Regions from separate parts of the Mus musculus genome. Here region 2 is linked to region 1. A link is a contact called in ENCODE Hi-C or POLR2A ChIA-PET data. All regions are on one chromosome and are shown on one strand. The core of a region is the stretch at or near the end of the contact, and the rest is flanking DNA. Distances in the headings are between cores, read along the strand shown.

Evidence for each region. Hi-C counts contacts between places; a loop is a spot of excess contacts on that map. ChIA-PET counts read pairs that join two places held with the same protein, here RNA polymerase II (POLR2A).
Region 2: a loop to region 1 is called in a map of heart, with 2.0 times the contacts of the local background. The contact joins the promoter of Son here to the promoter of Ifngr2 in region 1. A Hi-C loop is called at or near these places in 1 of 37 maps with a recorded cell type or tissue (heart). POLR2A ChIA-PET finds 5 or more read pairs at or near these places in 3 of 5 experiments (Patski and embryonic stem cell).

What each region holds. Positions count from the first base shown.
Region 1 is chr16:91,543,673-91,548,913 of GRCm38, forward strand. Ifngr2 (interferon gamma receptor 2) reads left to right here and starts at 3,387. Exons shown (of 7, transcript NM_008338.4): 1 at 3,387-3,560. The coding sequence starts at 3,491.
Region 2 is chr16:91,646,116-91,651,539 of GRCm38, forward strand. Son (Son DNA binding protein) reads left to right here and starts at 1,709. Exons shown (of 12, transcript NM_178880.4): 1 at 1,709-1,869. The coding sequence starts at 1,793. It overlaps Gart (phosphoribosylglycinamide formyltransferase), which reads right to left and starts at 857. Exons shown (of 22, transcript NM_010256.2): 1 at 769-857.

The sequences.
Region 1 (5,241 bases), core at 2,137-4,636:
ATGTGAGTGTGTTTATTTTACAGTATGTGTATCTGTCTCTGAGTATGTGCATTGTAAGTGCAGCTACCCAGAGCCCAAAAGAGGGACCTGGATCTCTGGGGCTGAAGTTGTAGGAGGGTGTGGCCACCTGATATGGGTGCTGAGAACAGCTTGGGTCCTTTGCAGAACAGCCTGTGCTCTTATCAGTGAGCCAACTCTCCAGCCCCTAAAATTTAGCTTTTATTAATAATTGTTGGCTTACAGAAGCTGGAAAGAGCCCAAATGTCCCTCAACAGAGGAATGGATACAGAAAATGTGGTACATTTACACAATGGAGTACTACTCAGCTATTAAAAAGAATGGATTTATGAAATTCCTAGGCAAATGGATGGACCTAGAGGGCATCATCCTGAGTGAGGTAACCCAATCACAAAAGAACTCACATGATATGTACTCACTAATAAGCAAATATTAACCCAGAAACTTAGAATACCCAAGATATAAGATACAATTTGCAAAACACATGAAACTCAAGAACGAAGACCAAAGTGTGGACACTTCACCCCTTCTTAGAATAGGGAACAAAACACCCATGGAAGGAGTTACAGAGACAAAGTTTGGAGCTGAGATGAAAGGATGGACCATCTAGAGACTGCTGCACCCAGGGATCCATCCCATAATTAGCCTCCAAACGTAGACACCATTGCATACGCCAGCAATATTTTGCTGAAAGGACCCTGATATAGCTGTCTCTTGTGAGGCTATGCCGGTGTCTGGCAAACACAGAAGTGAATGCTCACAGTCAGCTATTGGATGGAACACAGGGCCCCCAATGGAGGAGCTAGAGAAAGTACCCAAGGAGCTAAAGGGGTCTGCAACTCTATAAGTGGAACAACAATATGAACTAACCAGTACCCCCAGAGCTTGTGTCTCTAGCTGCATATGTAGCAGAAGATGGCCTAGTTGGCCATCATTGGGAAGAGAGGCCCCTTGGTCTTGCAAACTTTATAGGCCCCAGTACAGGGGAACACCAGGGCCAAGATGTGGGAGTGGGTGGGTAGAAGAGCGGGGGTGGGGGTGGGGGAGGGTATGGGGGACTTTCGGGATAGCATTTGAAATGTAAATGAAGAAAATATCTAATAAAAAATTGGAGAAAAAATAATTGTTGGCTTACAAAGTTCGTTTGGGGCTGGAGAGATGGCTTAGCAGTTAAGAGCACTGACTGCTCTTCCGAAGAAGGTCCTGAATTCAAATCTCAGCAACCACATGGTGGCTCACAACCATCCATAATGAGATCTGATGCCCTCTTCTGGGGTGTCTGAAGACAGCTACAGTGTACTTACATATAATAAATAAATCTTTAAAGGAGAAAAAAAAGAAAAAAACTTTGTTTTCACTTCACAACTACTGTTGCTCTACATAAGCTATAAAACATGGCATTTCTCAAGACTCTCATAGCTACCGGACACTTCCCTATGTGAGAAGTGTGTCAGATAGAAACTTCAAGAGGAAAGACACAGAAGCCTTATCAAAGTGGCTAAAATCTCCTACTTTGCAGATCTCCAGGGACTGGAGATTCGCTCAGCAGTTAAGAGGGCCTGATGCTCTTGCAAAGGCCCAGAATTCCAGGACCTCACAGCCATATGTAACTTCACTTCCTGGGAGGTGATAATCTCCACAGGGCCCTGCACACACACACACACACACACACACACACACACACACACACACACACATAAATATTTTTGAAAGCATTGTGATTGTGTTCATGCAGTGCTGGGACCAGTCTTTGCTCTCATGGTTTTGGAAGATGCAAATAAAACACCCTAAGGTTTAGTCTTTTGCTGTGTCCACAATAAGCCTACCTCCAAAGGGGAGAAGCAATGGGGAGGTAAGAGAGAGAACACAGAAATGGCGGCACACAGCACAATCAAAGCAGTTGCTCAGAGGGACAGACAGAGCCAGGAGTGCTACACACACAGGAAATGCCAGACCGGAGTTCCTGTTATCTTCCGCTGCCAGCTGCCAGATCTCAACAGAAGACTCAGCTATCAACGACATCAGGGTTCCTCTAGGCAGGAAGGGCAAGAGAGTGGATGCCAGCACCTAGCTGGCCTTGCCCTGACAAAGTTGCCTTGGGGAAAGGAGAGAAACGCTTGTCTTTGGGGGGTTGTATGCTTGAGGCATGGGGTACAGATCCAGGGAATATGCCCTTAGCACTGTGCTGAGGGAGGGAGATTCTAGACAGGGGTGTGGTAGGGAGTGGGGTGAGGCAGTAGTAGCACTTCCAAAGGCTTACCATTTGGGGTCAAGACCACAGGCTGAAAAGCTTAGTGATCACAGGTCCTTCGTGGCTTTAGCTGAGTCCTTTTCCTTACCCTGTCTCATAAAAATAAAACATGCCGGGGGCAGGGCACGGGGCACTCAGAGGGGTATACTTATAATCCACAGCCTGTGTGGTTAGGTTTTCTCTCCTCTGCGGTTTTCAACACGTCCTGTTGAGAGGATCCCCACAGCCCTCCTCTTCTCCTTGGCATGTAAGTACATTTCTGGGTCTTGAAATTCTCAAGTCATAGTTCAAATTTTTGCTAGATAATTTCATCACGTATTTTTATAACAGGCCAACTTCTGGAGCCACAGGCACAAGGGAAGGGTTTGGGGGCCCACGACTAACCCCTGAGAGGTAGAGATGTGAGGATCTGTGAAGTTCAAGGCCAGCTTCAACTACAGTTTAAAGTGGCTTCCTAAGACTGAGGCCTCAGCGGTTAGGAGCAATAGCTGCGGTTCGATGACCCCTTTCTTTGACTCTTGTCTCCCTCTAACCATTCCTTTCGTTGCCCCCTTTTTTGTGGCCGAGGTGTGAACGTCTCTGCCAACAGGCTGGCCACTGGGGAAGGCTCAGGCTGGGAGCCTATCCCTGCCCTGCTCTGGGGTCACTTCCTCGTAGCTTCACAGCCACAGAGGGCCAAACCCACAGACTATTAAGCAACCAGTACAGTTCCTCTAGCTTTTCTTCCTCTGTGACACCACGGCCTAGAGGGTCCTCTCTGCTATACCCTTAAGTAGCCCTTTGCTTAAAAGGATTCAAAGCTTAGCACGATCTTTCCGGTCATTAAAGAGAACAGAATTCAAAATAAATGGGTCCTTAAATCGTACGTGGCGGGAGTCCGAAGTGGGGTGGGGTAGGGTGGGGATGGGTGTCCACGGGTCTCTCCAGAAGGATGGTACTAGAGATCTCTGGCCACACATTGGAGGTCGGCTCGGCGAGGTGTGGCCGGAGTCACCGGGGCTGTGTGCTGGGCTGCGGGGGCCGCGGTTCCCGGGAACACCGGGGAAAGTCCCCACGGGCCGGGCGGGGGCGGGGCCGGGCGCGGTGGGGGCGGGGCGGGACGCAGGCGGGGCGAGGCGGCTCTGCGGCTAGGCTGGGGAAGAGGCGGGCGCTCGGCTCGCCATGGCCGCTGCGGTGCGAGTCTGAGCGGCGTCCACCCCGCGGTCCCGGGCCGCCCGGGCCATGCGGCCTTTGCCACTGTGGCTGCCGTCGCTGCTGCTCTGTGGGCTCGGTGCCGCGGCGTCCTCGCCAGGTAAGCGCGACCCAGGAGACCCCCCACCCCACCCCCGACTCCTCGGGCTCTCCTGGGTGTCGCGTCCGCGCGTGGGTGGCTCCGGGAGCTTGCACCCGGCACAGGGTGGGGTTCTGCAGTCGTTCCCGATCTGCGGGTGACCGCGATCGGACGGGGCACCGACCAGGAGGAATCTGCAAGAGGGAGCTGCAGTGAGTGTAGCGTGGACCACGGGGAATTCCAGGCCTGGAGGTGGAGAGCCCAGTTCGTCTTTGGCTCCTTGGTGCCAGGGAGATCAGCTGACGGGCAGGACCAGTATTTGTCTGGGCAGCCTATAAAATCCTCGTACTCAGTTCCTCGGGATCTTATAGATGGGGAGCAGAAATGCCTGTGTCCCCTCCAGTGTATGGGGACAGAGGGTCAGCTGAGGCACACTTTTAATCTCAGCTCTATCCTACTCCGCCCACACAGCCCTTTACCGGGGTTCAACTTCCCACTTTTGTCACCAACCTGACTGTATTTATGAGCCAGTCATCAAAACCAACAAAAGAAAGACATCACTAACCAAGAACATTCTTCCTACGTGATTATATTTTGCTGGGTTCTTTCCCGTGCAGAGATCATATCAAAGCTTGGATATCTGGAGTCCACAGTGGTAGTGGGGTGCACCCTTGTGAAAACACAGAACTCAGGATGAGAAAAAGGGGTCCTGAAGTTTCTGGCCGGCCGGGCCGGCTTGGTTTACTCAGTGGGTCTTGCTGTTGTTGTTTATTTTGTTTTTTTTATAGTTTGGCCATTAGTTAAATAAGCCTACGAATTGGGACGTTCCCTCCCATTGGAAGTGGTGTTGAGGAGTTAGTTGGTCCTCTGTCAGCATCCCTGCAAAGGCCCTTAAGTTCCCTTTCTCCTTAAGGGCAGAGGAGCACAGGAGGATGAGTGGGTTACGCAGTTAACTTGTTCTCCTGGAGTCAGACAAAGACTTTAAACCCTGGCTCTGATGTTCCCCATTTTGCCTTGAGCAATCTGTGTCTGACACACCCACACACACAGGTCTCCTTTGGAGGAGAGCCTGCGATTGTCTGAGATGTCTGTGAACTATGTGTTCAGAAGTTGATAGGCGTATTTAGAAACTTTACAACAGACATTTTTCTAATGATTAACTTTTTATTATGCTCCACAAAAGTCGTGGTCTGTGGCTCATTAACAACAAATTGGATCCTTAGATATTTTGAAAATGGTAGCCTTTTGTAAATTTCTTAGACTCTCATGCCACTCTTAACGCGAAATTTTCACACTTTTTTTTTAAAAGAAAAACTAGGATATGTTTAAAAGAAACCCTTTTAGTCACAGTGCAGAGTGAAAATATTGACATTGTTCTTGCGGCCAACAGGTAATGAGAAGATTCCCATAACTGTTCCATAGGTTATGAATGGCCCTCAGGAATCATAAAATTGCTTTTAACAACATATTCATGTTTTGCCTGCATGTCTATGTATGTCTATGCACCACTTGAGTTCCTGGTGCTTACGGAAGCCAAAAGAGGCCATCATATCTCCCAGAACTGGAGCTATAAATAGTTCTGAGCTGCCCTGCTGGGGCTAGAACTCTAATAGAGTAGCAAGTGCCCTTAACCACCGGGCCATCTCACAGCCCCGGAAACAAGGCTTTGAAAGGAACATTTGTAAAACGCTCCAGGGAGTCA
Region 2 (5,424 bases), core at 459-2,958, 100 kb after region 1:
ATCCTAATCTGGGTCTGGAGACTGAATGCTTTCTTCCGGCTTCTTTGGGGCGTTCATTGTATGCACGTGGGCACAAACATACATGTAAGGGACAACGCTCCTACACATAAGATAGACTTTAGTTCAATTCTGTGTCATTTTCTTAGAGAAATAGCTGAAGCCATTAAACTTTTTAAAAAATCTAACTTGAATAAGAAAGCAGTGCAAGAAGACAATTTTCATTTTACTAGTCAGGATCTGTGAAATAGCAGGACTGGTCTCTTCACCAGCAGCGGCTGGGTGCCTGGGCTCCGGTGTCAAGGCCTTACTAGCCGGGAGACTCGGAGAGTCTTTTGTAACTTCTTGGGTGTCAGTTAACTAACAGGCAATTTATAGCGAGAACAAGAGAATAGGGTAAGGAGAGAATAAAAGAATCGGTTAAAACCACTTCCAAATATTTGTTTTGAAAAAGTAGAAACCAAATACGAAAGTGGTCCAGGTAAATGGTTAGTTACTGTGATAAAACTAGAGCGGATAAAAAAACCATCGGTGTACAGGGTCTGTCTTTACAAGGCAGAGATGCACAGAAACCTGGACCCGGCCTCAGAATTAGAAAGCTGGGAAAGAACTACCTGGCCGACCTCCATCAAGGCCGTGCAAAGCACGTGGGCTTTTCGCCAGTCACGCCAGTTTCGTTTCAAGAGTAGCACCGGTCGCTGAGGTTAAACCCATGGGTCAAAGCGTTTAGGCAGTCCACGCATCATCTTAAGAACTAAGGCATTCACGCACCTGCAAGCCCCGCCACGCAGCTCCGGCTCGCACCCGCCACTCGCACCCGCCGGAAGTTGGCCCGGGGAATCCAGCGCGCCCCGGCCTCTGCCCCGCCTCCGATGGACTCGGCTGCTCATTGGCCGCAGCCCGCCTAGGTCCCCGCCCGCGAGGCGACCCGTGGGGGTTCCTCCCGCCTTAGGGTGCGGTCGGAGCCCGCTGCCTAGCCGGGCTCAGAATCCCTGGCACCACGATTAGAGCTGATGATGCTCGTCAGGGGCTGTCACTTAAGGTCCCTGCGTTTACCCCAGAGCCTCCTACACTGGGGGCAGAGCCGAGGCTGCCTGACTGTGGCTGCTCACCAAGCGCCAGGGCGGAGCGGCCAGGGCTGGACTCCGGAGCAGCTCAAGCGCACTGCGTTTAGAACGCAGGTCGCTCAGACGCTCCAGCCTTTGCTAAAAACTACGCGAGGCCGGTTATAGCAAGCATCGAGGCAGAATGGGAATGGCTCCTTTCCAACTCATAGTGGGGACGCGGGACGGGGATTTCTTTCTCATGCACGTCTCCCTGACCAAAGTAAACTTGGCGCTTGCAACAAACGCGTTCGAGCTCCGTGCCGGACAAGCCGAGGCTTTTCTCGTCCCCCAGCTTTTTTTTTTTTCCATGGCCTCTAATCTCAGGCATTTACTCCCTATAGAAAGCCTCTTAGGAGTCCCCGCAGGCTGAGGGGATCAACAGCCGAAGCTGTCGCGGTCGCCTCGGGAGCGACTTCTCCTGTAATGGCGCCTGCGTCAACCACTAACATGGCGGCCGAGTTCGTGCGCGGCGCAAACGTCAGCAGCTCTACCCCGGCGGCTCAGAAACAGCGGAGGAGAGCGGGCCGGTGTTCGCTGATTGGCTCGTGGGTGGAGCGAGCCCGTGCGGACGCTCCCTCACGAGCCAATCAGGAAAGGGATAAAAGGAATTGGCCGCTGCGCCTCCTCCCGAGGCATGCTGGGAGCCTGGAGGACTAGCGAGGAGTAGTTGAGAGAACGGAGCGGACGCCATGGCGGCCGACATCGAGCAGGTTTTCAGGTCTTTCGTGGTCAGTAAATTCCGGGAAATACAACAGGAGCTTTCCAGGTAAACGCTTCCCAGACTTTTCTGCTCCTCGCGGGCTGTTAGGGCTTCATCTAGCCTCCCGTGGCATCTTTCACGGAACGCCGTCGTTTCTCGGCTCAGGCCCCGCTACGGCCCCGCCTGGGCCTGGGATCCATTTTCCGCCCCCCCCCCCACCCCCCCAGTTCCCCGTTCGTTCCTTTCGCGAAAGATCGTCTCTTCCGCGGTGTCGCACACGCCGTTTCTTTCTTCCAGTTAAGACGGTCACCTTTCCCTCGTTTGGACACCCCCTACCCTCCAGCTACTCGGAGGCCCGGCGTCCACCAGGGACGGGCCTAGTTCCCTTCCCAGCTCCTCCTCCGCCGCCGCCTTTCCCCTCCCCCTCCCCGCCTCCGCGCATTTCGCCGGCCGGTGTCTATGGCCGGAAAGGGTCTCTAACGGCCGCTTCTTGGGTAACCTTAAAACTTCTTTATTATTGTACGCTTGCGATCGTTTGGCCACCGCAGTCTATTTATTAGACGATTTGGGCCCCGGTTACTGCTCTGTGCTTCAGACCGGATTAGCACTCTTTTCACAGTTGTAAATTGAAACATCTCAGTTCGATGTAAGATACAAGATCAAATATTCGAGAGGATGATAGGAGGGGGCTTTGGAACTGCTGGATGCGTAATTTGATTGAGTAGAAAGTGGAGTATGTGTTATTTTTGTTATTTTTCCTTGCTACCCCGACTTAACGGACGGATTTTTGTCACTGCCAGTAGACTTCAGAGGTTAGCCTTGGTTCTCAGAATTTAATGTTGAAGAGATCTCCTCAGTTGTTTACTTAGGAAAATAGTGTGGGTTATGTTATAACTTAAGGAAATATTCAGAGGTAAATATTTTTTACTTTTATTTTTTAACGAATGGTTTAAGTTGAGAACAGAGCAATACATAAGTTAGAAAAATCATCTGATAAGCAGTTGTAAATTATATGCCCAAATTACCTGGGACTGTGGATAGAATAATGTTAATCATATTTTATTGCAGAAATTGTTTTTTTTTCAAGATAGGGTGTTTTTGTTTGTTGCTGTTTTTGTTTTCTTTCTTTTTTTTTTTTTTCTTTTTTGTGGACAGGCTCTAATGTCATGGCTTACAGCTTTGTAGCTGAAGCTGCCCTGTTGTCATCTTTCAATCAATGGTGGCGTCACAATTTTTTTTTTAAATAAAAATATTTATACACTGTGTTGCTTTTTAACATTTTGAGACATTGGGTATTTTTTTTTGTTTGTTTAATGAGATGAAACATAAACTAAGGGAATATCATTTTACCTGGAAACCTTTGATTTTTGAGTCAGGGTCTCACTAGGTAGTCCTGGCTGACTTAGAATTCACTGTGTAGATTAGGCCGGCCTTGCCCTAATAGGAATCTGCCTGCCTCTGCTGGGATTAAAGGCCAGTGCTACCACCATTCTGAAACTCAAGCAGTCTCTTGTACTGGTTGTATTTACTTTTTTGTAGGGTGGGGGTTGGAGACTGGGTTTCTTTGTGTGGCTCTGAAGACCAGGCTGGCCTTGAACTTTAGAGATCCACCCGCCTCTGCTTCTGTAAAAGGCTTGTGCCATCGTGCCCTTTTAATGTGTTTTCTCTTAGTGTGGTCATTTTGTATTGTATTTTAGACATAATAGATTATGAGCAGGTTTGTCCTTCAAAGTCTCAATTATTGGAACACTTTTCATAACTACATAAATTCCTTTTTAGGATATTTATTGTTGGACAGATAAATGGTTTAAAATTCTAACTGCTTTTTAGTAATTGTAATTAACATTCTGGTAGCTTTAAGGAAAATTATTTTTTATAGATTGATTTGACTTTTCTTTTCTTTTCTTTTCTTTTCTTTCTTTCTTTCTTTCTTTCTTTCTTTCTTTCTTTCTTTCTTTTTTTTTTTTAAAGAAAGCTCTCCCTGCCTCTGCTTCTGCTTCACAGTGCCTGAATTGTCCTCCTGCCCAGCCCTAGATGACTGGAACAAACCTCTAATCCTAGTGCTCACAAGGCAGAGGCAAGAAAATCAATCCCTGTGAGGTAGTTGGTCTACAGTAGTGAGTTCTAGGCCAGACAAAGTAGAGAGACCCTATCTTAAAAAAAAAAAAAAAAAAAAGTGTAAGTGAGAGCATTAGAAAAACCAGCCTGGTTTATGGCATAATCAGTATAAAAACATTTTTTTTTAATTTGCCATTTGAGTGAGCTACTTTCCCCCTATTTGCTTATATATCAGTATAGGTGGTGAGACTAACACACAATTTATTGCATACAGTTTTTTCCTCCATTTATAGAAACAATAATAGTCCTGGTTGTGGACTCTTGTTAAAATTTCATGGTTTTTAAAAATAGGTGGCAGGCCAGGTATGGTGGTGCAGGCCTTTAGTCCCAGCAGATGGGCAGAGGTGGGCACATATCTCTTGAGTTTTAGACTGCCAGGGCTACATAGTGAGGCCTTTGTCTTGGAAATAAAACAAAAGAAAGTGGCACTAGTATGTATGTATTTAGAAATGTTATTAGCCTAACAAGGTTTGTGTGTTAGAAAACCAATCATTCCTCACTAAAGTGTTCTGTTTCTTTAATAAAACTGTTAGCAGGTAGCAGTTTTATGTGCATTCAGGTAGCAAAATTCTAATTCAAACTGAATGCATTTTAAATTTTTTGCAAGTTTATCCAAAAATAGTAAAAAATGTTTATGTGAATGACCTTGTTTTATCTATGGTGATGCTCTGGCCCTGTGATCTGAAGACAAGCTATTGATCATTTTACTATTAGTATAAATGAATTGCCACTTGTTCTGTGTAAAATTCTTGAATTTCATAAGTTGTTTAGTAAGCAGACTTTTAAGTACAAGTTTTTTTTTTTTGTTTGTTTGTTTGTTTTTTGGTTTTTTGAGACAGGGTTTCTCTGCATAGCCCTGGCTGTCCTGGAACTCACTTTGTAGACCAGGCTGGCCTTGAACTCTGGAATCCGCTTGCCTCTGCCTCCCTAGTGCTGGGATTAAAGGCGTGCACCACCACGCCCGGCACATGGTTTTCTTTTTAAAATTTACAGCATTTCAGTTACAGTCTGAATATGAAGAGGCTACAAGCAGCCCTTTACACAGTGTTTGCCTGGATGGTTTGTGATCAGTGCACAGTGTGGCTTTCTACCATAATGCTTGGTCGTCTGTTTTTCTTTGTGAATGTGAATTAGCTCATTGTTACTTAGGTAACTGGAAGCTTTAAGTTGTTTTAATCATAACAATTATATTTTTTTCTTTTTCTTTCTTTATTTTTTTGGGGGTGGATGGGGGACGGGTTTTCTGTGTTGTCCTGGAACTTTCAATGTAAACCAGGCTGGTCTTCAACTCAACAGGGATCCTCCTGCCTCTGCCTCCTGAGTGCTGAGGGAGGGCTGGGATTAAAGGCCACCACTTGTAGCTTATCTTATTTTGAAAACACAGTTGGACGTCTGATTTTAAAAGTTCTTTAACTGTCTTAGTTCTTGAAACTTTATGTACTAATGGCAAACATCTGAAATAGAAAATCTTGAGGCTTATGGGTAGCATAATATAATGTAAGA